Linked DNA regions of Homo sapiens: regions 1 and 3 are each linked to region 2. Evidence: chromatin contacts called from ENCODE Hi-C or POLR2A ChIA-PET data. All regions are on one chromosome and are shown on one strand. The core of a region is the stretch at or near the end of the contact, and the rest is flanking DNA. Distances in the headings are between cores, read along the strand shown. Region 1 overlaps CEP85L (centrosomal protein 85L). Region 2 has its middle 180 kb from the start of PLN. Region 3 holds the start of PLN (phospholamban).

Region 1 (3,707 bases), core at 1,058-3,557, 140 kb before region 2:
AGAATCTAAGAGGAATATTAAAGGAATCTAAGAGGAATAAGCTCCTTAAGGTTCTTCTAACTATTAGAAAATTATAACTCATAATGTGACCTTAATTTATGTTTTGCAGGCAGAAGCAACAAATTACCCACCTGCATGAGAGGATAAGGGATAATGAATTACGGGCTCAACATGCCATGTTAGGACATTATGTAAATTGTGAGGATTCTTATGTGGCTAGTTTGCAGGTAAGATTACAGAGGATTTTGTAGCTGTTTTAGTAGTAAAGCTTGTGTTAATAATATACTTACCTTGTAATATAAGGACATTTTAAATCAACTTAATAATGTATTCACATGATTTATATTTATTTATATGTGTGGCAAAGAGTGTCCAACTACAGCCTTCCATCTGTCCAGATTGCACACCCCTCTCCACACACATACAGGAACTACTGTTGTCAGTTTCTGGTGTATCCCTTCCAGAGTTGATGCATATCACAAGCAGATATAAGTGTGTTTTATCCTTCTTCTGCATTTAAAAAAATATAAGAATATGTACATTATCTGGCACCTTGCTTTTTTTTAAATGTTATATACAATTATATAACACACAGTGATTATTTCTCTATCATTACCTAGATAACACCCCTTTCCCTTGCTTTTGCAGTTACACGATCTTCTGTTTTATGGAGATAGCATAATTTATTCTACCTGCCCCCTACTCATCAAAATTTGAGTTGTTTTCAGTTTAGGGTTATTGTAAATGATGCTGTAAAGAATAACCTTTTATAAATACTGTTTTGCTCATATGCAGATATTCTTGTAAGTTACATTTCCAGAAGTGAAATTTCTAGGTATTGAGTTTGTGATTTTTACTGATACTGTCAAATTGCTCTTTAGGAGAGCAGTGTATAAGAACTCTCACCGTCCCACTCCCCAACTCCCAGCCATGCTAACAGAGTGTGTTATTAAACTTGGATTTTTGCCCTTCTAGTAGGTCTATATAAAAGAAAGGGGAGATTTATCTCCTTATGGTCATATGGTTTTAATATGTATTTCTCTTAAGAGTGATGTTATATTTCTTTTTATAAATTTAAGGGCCCATTCACATTTCTTTTCATATCCTTTGATCATTTTTTATGTTAGGTTGTAGGTTTTTGCTTATTGTTTTTTGGAGCCCTGTATATATAAAGGAAATTAGCTTTTTGTCTATAATTTAATTTGAAAATAAATTTTCCAATTTTGTCTCAATATTTTGTTTATATTATTATTTCCTTTTCCTCTATGTAATTTTTTCTACAATGAGGTCTGATTCTAATGAGTATTTTATAAATGAATCTCACCTTTACAAATGAGCCTATTTAACCAAACAGTGACATAACATCCACTGTGTTAAATTCTGATGTCACAAAAGTGAAAAATAGTTCCTGCTTTCATGGATCTCAAAACTTACAGAGGGAGAGACCATATAGGAAAACAAGTTTGTCTATTCCTTCTAAATTTATTTGTATTCACTGTAGGTAAGACAGTGTCTACGCCATATGAATAGAAATGTAAATGAGGTTAATTTTGCCCATAAGGAGAGTATAGTCTAATTGGAACACAGATATAGAGTCTATGAGGCCCGTTAACAAAATTTATATGACTGGAATGGCTACTTTCCTTAATTATTACTCAGTTTTAAAAAGAGCTTCCTTTAAAACTTGTTTGCATGTTTATTTTTATATAAACTTTATATTGGTTTATTTCCCAAAGAAAAAGACTGTTGGCGTACTTATTGGGATCTAAAGTGAGGCCTGATAACTTTGTGGTGGTATATACTTCTATTTGTGGATGTTGTTATTGTTGTTCTCTTCATTACGGCCTTTATTCCTAGATTTTAAGTTAAGTGGAATTGTTTCCTTCATCATATCTTCAAATGTGATATTTATAAATACTAGAGACATTGGTATATTAAAATCAGGAAATATTGATGAGAAAATAACTATCAGATTTTCTTGAGGCCAGAGGCATTTAACATAGAGACTCCAACTTGCCTTTTATACTTTAGTTATGAATACATCATGTTATAATTTGGTCTCATCTTGGACTTCTGTCACATGATAGCAAGGCTTTATAATGAGTACTGAGAATAATGTACAGTTATTTGAAAATGGTATTTCTATACTATGGAAGTAGTGTATCTTGCTTTGGTAACAGCATTTTAGTAGAATTGTTCAATTTCTCTTTAACATTCTGTCATTCGGAATAAAGGCTTTAATTATATAATTATCATATTATCGAAAGCATGTAAAAAATAGGTATCTGAAGGATGAAGCAAATGTTCTTTTGACACAGCATCAGGCCAGTAGAGGGCTCTCCAAGCCAGCGTGCAAGGACAAATAAAAATATTAGTATTTGGAAGGATATGTAAAAGGGGTTGTTAAAAATATTAGTAGGATTTTGAAGTATGTGAGGAATTGAAATATTATTGAGAAATCTGATTTTAAAAGATGAGAGCAATTTGTAAAAGAGAATACAAGGAAAATCTTAATACTAAATGGGTATGATAAATATATAAGATAAACTTCTATCAATGGATAGATACAGAGAGCCAATAAAATGGTGAGGGTTAGAAGAAACAGCAGATAGAGTAATAAAATATTTCTTTAGCGAAGGATTTTTTTAACTTTGGATCTTTGAATGATGTAATTTTTTATGCATAGCATTTTGTATAGGTACATTTTTCTGATCCATAACATATTCATCCTAATTCTATAGACACTAGACAAAGAAAATTATGCTTTTAATAATAATTATTGAAATTAATGTGTATTCTAGAGTAAATAAGTCAGTAAAATAAAAGTAACATTTTTAAATGAATTTATAGATGGAAAACATACTCTTAATAAGTAACTTCTATTTTCTTATTAAAAATTTGACTAACCTTACAATTAAGATGACCTTAGAAGTAGATATCACTCAGTCTCATAGGTAGAGAATGAGAACCATGTCTTTATTCTAAAATCCAAACTTTCTGGATAGTTCTAATGGTAGATTGGTAGAGCCAAGGAATAGTTTGTATTTCCATTTATACCTAAATTTCCATCTGTGGTTAACAGGACTTTGTGGAATAAACCAAATATGAAGGACCCTTTTTCTTTACTTAAATTGGAGAAGAAAGAGGTCTCTTCTTTCTGTATATATGTGTACCTTGGAAAGATCAACCAAATAATAGTTACTATTATTAAGTTTCATTGTTGCATCATTTCTTTTCTTTCCATTTTATTCTTTTTCTTTCCATTTATATCATTTTTTTCTATTTTTTCTTCAATTGGTTTGTTTCCACCACCAAGTCTGTACTAATGAACATTTAATAAAATGAATCCCACCTTTGCAAATGAGCCTCCTCAACAAAACATTAAACATCTAATGTGTTAAATTCTGGGAACACAAAAGCAAAGAATGGTTTCTGCCTTTATGGAACTTAAACCCTACAGAGAGAGTATACCAAAAAATATATTTATCCATTTCCTTAAAAATTGTTTATCTTAACTATGGATAAGGTTCCATTTATGCTGTAGCAATAGAAATGTGAATGAAGCTGGTTTTGCCCTCAAGGAATGTGTAGTCTAATGGAGAACACAGACAAGAGATAGTTGCAGTGTGTTGATTCGCACAGGGTTTATGTATGAAGTGCTGTGGGAACCCCAGCTATGAACATAGAAGCTAATCTTCCAAAAGCCT
Region 2 (3,863 bases), core at 36-2,535:
CACTCCTTCACTCTCATCTGCTTTGCAGCCTCATCATGATCTTCACGCTGACATTGTGAGCCCAGAGCCCCTGCCTCGGATTTCAGGCACTCATTGTATGTCTTACCCAATGAGTCTTGGTGCAGATTTATCCTTGACTTTCTATCCTACCTGTCTTACCCTCTCCCTCTCTGTAGTCAAATCCATGTCCAAAAGCAAGCCATCTTCCACCTGAGCTGTTTTAATTTTCTCTGGAAAGCCCTCCCCACTCCTAGTTTTTCTTTGTAATTTCACCTTGATCAGCTTCCCCCGATGCCAAACAAACTATTCCATGACAGGGAAATCTTGACTTTCCCTTTCTTCCATGTGATTGTAGACTCTCCCTATTGCTATCGACCCCCCACACCCCAGTCCTTATTGTGCTTGCCTTCTGCTGTTCATCAGTCTGGCCCTTAACTTTCTTCTACTCACTTTCATGGGGCTCTAGAGCTGCCTGCCAGCCCAGAACAGCTTCATTTTGGAGGCCCAGGGGCACATCAGAGGATATTTTCAAATTCTCTTATAATATATTATGTCTTGAAATCAAAATGGGACAAATTGACTTTGGCAATTAAAATTCTCAAACAGATAAATGTTGCTACAAAATATAAAACCTAGAAACAGGAACCATAATTATGATGGTAATAATATTACATACCAGTATATAATAATAGTTATATACTGCTTTCATTATTGAAAGAGGGATTTCTATCTATTATCCTATTTGATTCCTACTCCACAAAGCTCTAAAAAGTAGCACTCTTTCATTTTTGTAGATGGCAAACTGAGTTACGGTGACGCAAAGTGACTTCTGTTGGTTTACATACTATTTAGCTTAGGGAACAAAGCACATTAGAGCACATGATTTCTGAATCTAAACTTTGTGCTCTGTTTTGTACCTTGTTGGCTTTCCAAAAAGTATCTAATTTATTCCAAAGGGGAGGAAAACTCAGTAAAGTTTGAATTAATCTAAGACTTTGTGACCCAGAAAAACCCTGTTCTTGGGGATTACAGTGAAAAGACATCATGATTTTGCACTATCCTTGAACCATTCTAAAGTTCAAGCAAGGGCATGGTTAGTAAAATACCAGCTCTAATTTTAGAAAGGATGAGAGGGGGGACAGGCAGACATGTGAGGTTTAATCAAAAGTGCTATCATTTGGGGATGTTAATAAGCTGTTATCAAGCCCCTTGTGGGTCTGGCACATTTGACCTCATTATCTGGGGAGGCACATGATATTGGATGTCAGCTTCTGGTCACCAGGCAGATGACTCAGAGCCATGGCTGCTGAAAGCCTGTTGGAGACAGAATTGCAGGATTCAATCACAGCCAAGAACTCCTTCCACACACTCTCTAAATAGCATGTGATAACTGCTTTTATCAAACAAGAGCAGCACCTGGTATTCTTCTGACCCATTAAGTTTGGATGCTCAGAGGGTACAATAAACGCCTCATCAAGAAAACATAATATTTATTCTGTTTTCAGACTCTTTGTAAAGGTACCTTTAGATAGCAGAGTCTAGCCTGTTTTCAAGGTGATCCTTGTTACAGAAAAATCCAGGGTGAGGGTAAAAACAATTTAATAACCTGATTGAGTACTCAGGCTTAGGTCTGAACAACAGGATATATAATCATGTCCTTATGTCCAACCAAGGTGACTTCTGGCCAGAGCTATGGGAAGCCACTTAGTGAGAGGATTCCAGATGGCTTCAACCACAAAATCTTCACTAACGTGAGATTTAACCATAATTGTGCAGGAAAACCTCATTCCCACCAAACATGACCACTTTTTTGGAATGTCTTAGACATATACTCCTTTTGGAAATGTGAATCTAGATTCAGAAAGTCCTGGAGTCTTCAGCTCTGAGAAAGCTGAGCAGCCCAGGTCTAAGTCAGAGGATGCTGTGAGAAGACTGCACTGCCCTTTGGTCATCCTGGTGGCTTGTTTTTGCATCAAGAAGATTCTAGGGGGTCATTACCTTCTCTAGTTTCTAAGACTTCTTCTCTGGCCCTTGGGAAACTCTTCCTCTTTTCCAGAATGACTTCAGGGGTTAGGTGTTTTAGGATTGTTAAGGGTTGATAGAGCCCTGGAAGGGCCAGGATGGAATCGAACTCAAGGGGTCTGAGTGGGGCTAAGATGCTTAAGTACCGGTGCCTGTTCCCTTGGCTGTCCGTGCTGGGTTGACATGTGTCTTAGATATTGAGGGACACGGTGCTTGGACTTTTGTTTTGTTTTTTTTTTTTCCAATAGGTTTTTGGAGAACAGGTGGTGTTTGGTTACTTGGATAAGTTCTTCAGTGGTGATTTCTGATATTTTGGTGGACTCGTCACCTGAGCAGTGTACACTGTACCCAATGTGTAGTCTTTTATCCCTCACCCCCCTCTCACCCTTCCCTTTGAGGCCCCAAAGTCCAATATATCATTCTTCTAGTGCTTGGACTTTTGCCATCACTCAACAGAAAGGTGATTATTCCCAAGAATGGTTGAAGTTGTTCAAAGGCCTTACTAAGTTAACTGTAAAAAGATGCTAGAGTATTCCCTAACTAAACATTGGTAATTGAAAATGTCTGTGGGCATTAGGTTTATTTCCTCTTAGCCCTTGATCAGGTAAATCTATTTAATCTTGATGGGAAATAGGTACCCAAAGAGCCCCCAAATGACATTGCCATCAGATATCTGTTTTAAAAAGTGGTCATTAATGGCAGAAAAAAATCTGTCCTCGGAGTAGACCTTTCTTCTGGAAGCTCAAATATATGAATAATACATTAGTTGTTGCTCCATTTTCTCAGAGGGACAGCCTCCTGCACATCTCTGAGATTCTGAAATAGCCACAGGCATGTGCCACTCTTTATCTGCTTTCGAGCATGAGCCAGAATGCTCAACACAAGACAGAACCCAGGCCATTCTACTTGGAATGTTGGCTTCTAGTTTTTTACTCATCAAGGAAGCACATGGTGGGAAAGATTAAAGTGACCAGAGGTGCCCTTCCCTCTGCTCTGGCAAAGTGGACATTCAGGCCCTCTTCTTCCATGTGCCAAGGGGCAGAGGAGCAGGGAGTTGGCCTGGAGAGAGGTGGGGCGTTGGAGCTTTTCTCTGAGTGCTCTCCTTATTGTACTTCACACTAAATATTTATTTATGTATGTATTAATGAATGACTCCTGGATGTTTGACTACCAAATAGTGTTATACTGCAGTTTGAAGAAATTGAAAGTGGATTTTAAAAGATACAACATCTTTGGAAAACTTTCTGTTTATTTTCTTTCTTTTTTTGGTATTTAACTTTTAGATTCAGGGGGTATGTGTACACTTTTGTTACACAGGTAAATTGCATGACACTGGGGTTTAGTGTACAAATAATTTTGTCACCCAAATAGTAAGCATAGTACCCAACAGGTAGTTTTTTGACCCTCACCCTCCTCTCACCTTCCCCCCTCAGGTGGGCCCTGGTGTGCCTATTCTTCCCATCTTTGTGTCCATGGGTACTTAGCCCCCACTTATGAGTGAGAACATGCATGCTTGGTTTTCTGTTCCTGCATTATTTTCCTTAGGATAATGGCCTCCAGCTACATCCATGTTGCTGCAAAGGATATTATTTCATTTTTAATGGCTGTATAGTATTCCATGGTGTATATGTACCAAATTTTCTTTATCTGTTCCACCATTGATGGATATTTAGGTTGATGCAAATAGTGCTGCAGTGAACATATGCCTACATGTGTCCTTATAGTAGAATGATTTATATTCCTTTGGGTATATACCCAGTAACGGGATTTCTGGGTCAAAAGGTAATTCTGTTTTAAGTTCTTTGAGAAATCTCCAAACTGCTTTTCACAGTGACTGAACT
Region 3 (4,007 bases), core at 507-3,006, 180 kb before region 2:
CTTTTTTTAGCACTTACTTTGAAACCACATGTCTTCATAAACAAAGATAATACTTAACTTGCACCTTAAGGTATAGATGAACTAGTTGGGACACAATGTATGGTACTACCACATTATATTTGAAATTTTAGCAGTCTCTGTAACTGTAATTTCTGTTAACTGAGACATACTAGTGAGCTAAGGGTAAGTTTAATATAATTTCTGCTCTATCCAGAAGTATGTGTACTTTTTAGAGTAATATGTGATATAGCAAAATTCTGATACAATAAAATAACTCGTGAACACCCAATTTGAAGTGTGAGAATGTAATTTGATAGATATTTGAATAAAAATGCACAAATAACATAAGACACCTACACTGAATGACTTTTATGTACTATCAAAGGAAAAATATGAGTATAGAGATATGGAGACACAATTAGGATACCTCAGTGGTAGACAAAAATTATGTTTTTTTATGTCTTAAGGAAAGCTGCTTACAGAGTTACAAAGTTCTTATTTGTAGTGAGCAATAGAATTAACATTTGTCATAGGAATTGAGAATTTTAGAGATAAATTTTATTTTAACATATATATGAAATATGAAAATCAAAATAAATAAAATATATGTAATTTTCTGTATGCCCTGACAGAGATCTAAGAATGAGGAAACGTTTCATTTACTAAATTGAGGATTGTAACATAAAGAATAGGGTAGAATTCAAACAGAAGTCATAAAATTGATTGTGGCATCTCCATTCCTGGCATTTATTTTATTTTTTCCTTTCTTTCTAAATCCGAGAGAGGAAATGGAGTACCACTGGAGGATAATAACTTGACAAAACTATAGGCATTAATAGGCAGAAATCCATTTAATCAAATTTGTGTGAAAATAAGATAGTTAAGAATATTCGTGTGTCAAAATAACTTTTTAAAGTATCAAATTATTCTCTAACGTCAGATTTTTTGTGTTTGTGAACATTGTTTTAAAATTTCTAAACTTCTTTATGATACAATATTGAATTTAATATCAGTAACTCAATTTATTAATAGCATGGAATTTTTTTAGAAATGTTTGTTAAAAGTTGACTGGACTTTAGAGGGGAAACATCCTCAAGGGCACTTTAAAAGTAGCTTGTATTATATATTCTGAAACTCCATTTCATTATTCACTGTATGAAATTATGATAATATTGGAATAGGCATGCTGATAATGTGCATGTTGTAGTCAAATGACTATTCATATTAGTTCAGATGTAAATAGCTCAGTTCTGCACTGTTTCTCAGCAGAGCAATAAATAACAAAATTAAGTCATTGTTTTTGCATGGAGAAATTAACCACTACTACCAAATATGGTAACATAATTGGAAGATTTTTTAATTGGCAGAAATTCACATTTGAAAAGCAAAATAAAAGTGAAAGATAAATTTAAATGACAAACCAGTAACCAGGATCAAAGATGAATATGACCTTTTTCATTTCAAAGTTGTCTCATTTTTCCTGTCACTAAATGGATAAGCATTTATAAATTTAAGCACTTTGTCATGTCATTTTATTGCCTAAGATTGAACTGATATTCATAAAATTAACTCATTTTAAAAGTTCAGATTATAGAAATTATAGGAATTAAGAATTATAGAAAGTAAGAATTACCAAAGTCAGCGAAATCTGTTTCTTACCTTGGCAGCTGTGATCATCACAGTATAGAGTATTGTGTTGTATGAAGTCTTACGGGTGTTTAGCTGGGGAGTTTTCTGACTCTGTCACCCAGTTTATGGGAACAGTTGCAGTAGGTGGAGGAGAAAAAGTGTTCTAGGGAGGTCTTATGATGTCACATAGGAATTCTGAAGTTTCGATTGGTTAGCCACAGTCTCAGTCTTATCACAACCAAACTTTAGAACTTCTTACTTTAGGTATGGAAAAGTCATTAACACTTTGTGCTTCATCTTTTGTTTTTAATTTAAAACAGTATATGGTAGATAAATGAAAAAAATAAGTAAACTTGAGGTGGTGGAAAGCTTTTGTTAAAGATTCATGCATCTTCAGGCTTAGAGATAATTGAATATTAATGGTGAAGATGTTGAAGAGCTAAAATAGTTACTGCAGGAATTTTAATTATGAGAAAAATAAACACAGGTATAAGCAAAACAACTTTCATTGAATTCTTGCTGCTGTTGCTTTAATACGTGTCTTCATAATGTTAGCTTTTAGTGAAAGTGAAATATTTTTACACAATAAAATTTTATACCTGTTTTCTTATTTTGTTCTTGTTCTTGTGTGTATGGGAGAAGGAGTATGAGAAAATCAGGCTAATTGCTTTTTGTTTTAAAAAATTATTTTTATCTTACAGTTAAAGAACTAATAAATGTATTTAATTCATTTGTGTTTTCTTCAATTAGCAGTTTAACAATATATTTGTGAATAGTAATACTTATATTTAAACTGATACATACAACACCCCCAAAATAGCAATATGCTACTTTAAGTATTTAAGATTTTTTAAAAACAATTGCATTAAATTATTACACAATCTTACCAAATTTTTAATAAACTGATGCAGTATTAAGGGCAACTTTATGGCAAAAAAGAAATAATTACAGATTCCAAATCAGTTACATCTCAGTTAATGAGGCTTTATAGGTTTGATGTGTTGAAATTTAAGTTTTGTAATGTTTTTGAAAGGATGTGCCTCATTTAATCTAGCAGTTGCTTTCCTGAAAATTACTATAAAAATGAGATGCTAGTAAGTGAGATGATATTTTGAACTTCCTAGAACAGTTTATCTTACAGTAGAACTGGGGAAATAATTTTTTTGTAAAGCCGGGCATCATTCTCCTCTTCTCTGTTTATCTAATTTGTTGTCTTAGATGTTAGATTTACTTAAGTCACCACACTCGAAAATATTAATTCTTAAATCTCTTCTTTAATTTTAGAGGAGGTACTTGTAATTTTTAATTTTTTAAATGCTTATGACAGAGTGAACTTAGCCCACTTCACTTTCTTATGGGTAACTAAAATGTGTAGCAGCAGCTGCTTACATGCCCTTAAATGGAAATGATCTTGGCTTCTTCCAAAGAAAGAAAATCCATCTCTAGAGCAAATCATTTGATATTTAAAGAGTCAGCTTAAAACTAACTGAAAAATAATATTTTAGCAAAGATATCCTGTGAACATTGCCAAGGGAAAATTTACAACTTAAAAGTAAAACCCAAGTTAAGGAAATTGCAGAATAATGTTTGATACTTTTCTCAGTGCTACAACCATTTTTCTTTCAATCCTTACATAATGAGGATCTCTCAGTACTATCAGTTACCAATGATGATTGATAATACAAAACCGAGAAGCCTAACGAGGTTTACAGTAATTTGTCAGAGATAACCAGCTGCTAAAGAATAGACAGGATTCAAATCCAGATCTGTCTGTTTATAATTCCTAATCTGTTGGCATGCTGTGGGAAAAAATTATAATTTGAATATAGCTTTCATTAGAGTAGCATATAGTAACTGAGAAATTTTTAAGATGTAAATAGATGCATTCTTGAGCACTGTTAATAGTTTTAGAAAGTCTGCTTTAAGTTTGTCTACCAGTTACACATTCATTTGAAATTTAGGTGATAGATCATTGTTCTGAGAACTTCTCATTCTAAGAAAATAGAATTAGTAATACTTAGTTGGATAAACCAAGAAGCTGCCGTAGACAGAATAAAATATGCCCTAGTTACCACATGTTTATAAGTTTACTTAAAAAGTATACATAGGCATATACACACCTTAGAAGGATACTAACAACTGTGTGTGACACAGTTGGAAAATGGATTCAAAAATTTACTTTTTAGATTGGTACAAGAGTGGGGAGTTTTTGTGTTTACCTTGTTCCTTTGGGTTAGCTAGTGAAGATGACGATGATGGTGATGATCTCATGTGGAACTCTAGGAAGTATTAGATTTTAGTTTTAACTGAACATTGTTTTTAATTGCCCAAACAGAAAGTTGTTTAATAGGAGTATTAATGAGTTATAGTGTTATCAG

Evidence for each region. Hi-C counts contacts between places; a loop is a spot of excess contacts on that map. ChIA-PET counts read pairs that join two places held with the same protein, here RNA polymerase II (POLR2A). Pooled maps may share reads with other maps.
Region 1: a loop to region 2 is called in a map of heart right ventricle, with 9 times the contacts of the local background. The contact joins two enhancer-like sites. A Hi-C loop is called at or near these places in 19 of 168 maps with a recorded cell type or tissue (Right ventricle myocardium inferior, Right ventricle myocardium superior, aorta and 6 more) and 14 of 50 pooled maps.
Region 3: a map of gastrocnemius medialis shows a loop between it and region 2 (2.9-fold over the local background). The contact joins the promoter of PLN here to the enhancer-like site in region 2. A Hi-C loop is called at or near these places in 11 of 168 maps with a recorded cell type or tissue (Right ventricle myocardium inferior, ascending aorta, cardiac septum and 5 more) and 10 of 50 pooled maps. POLR2A ChIA-PET finds 5 or more read pairs at or near these places in 1 of 52 experiments (activated CD8-positive, alpha-beta T cell).

The regions. Positions count from the first base shown.
Region 1 is chr6:118,507,818-118,511,524 of GRCh38, reverse strand. CEP85L (centrosomal protein 85L) reads left to right here. Exons shown (of 13, transcript NM_001042475.3): 5 at 110-227. Among named protein-coding and RNA genes, the nearest start is that of PLN, 39 kb to the left of the region's middle. Within about 2 kb of position 2,307, at least 2 of the 41 ENCODE cell types and tissues checked have a DNase peak (open chromatin) inside an H3K27ac peak, as active enhancers do; they include heart right ventricle, where a contact is called at or near this core.
Region 2 is chr6:118,369,998-118,373,860 of GRCh38, reverse strand. No RefSeq gene overlaps it. Among named protein-coding and RNA genes, the nearest start is that of PLN, 180 kb to the left of the region's middle. Within about 2 kb of position 1,285, at least 4 of the 41 ENCODE cell types and tissues checked have a DNase peak (open chromatin) inside an H3K27ac peak, as active enhancers do; they include gastrocnemius medialis and heart right ventricle, where a contact is called at or near this core.
Region 3 is chr6:118,546,045-118,550,051 of GRCh38, reverse strand. PLN (phospholamban) reads right to left here and starts at 1,756. Exons shown (of 2, transcript NM_002667.5): 1 at 1,660-1,756. The region is part of intron 3 of CEP85L (centrosomal protein 85L); the gene reads left to right.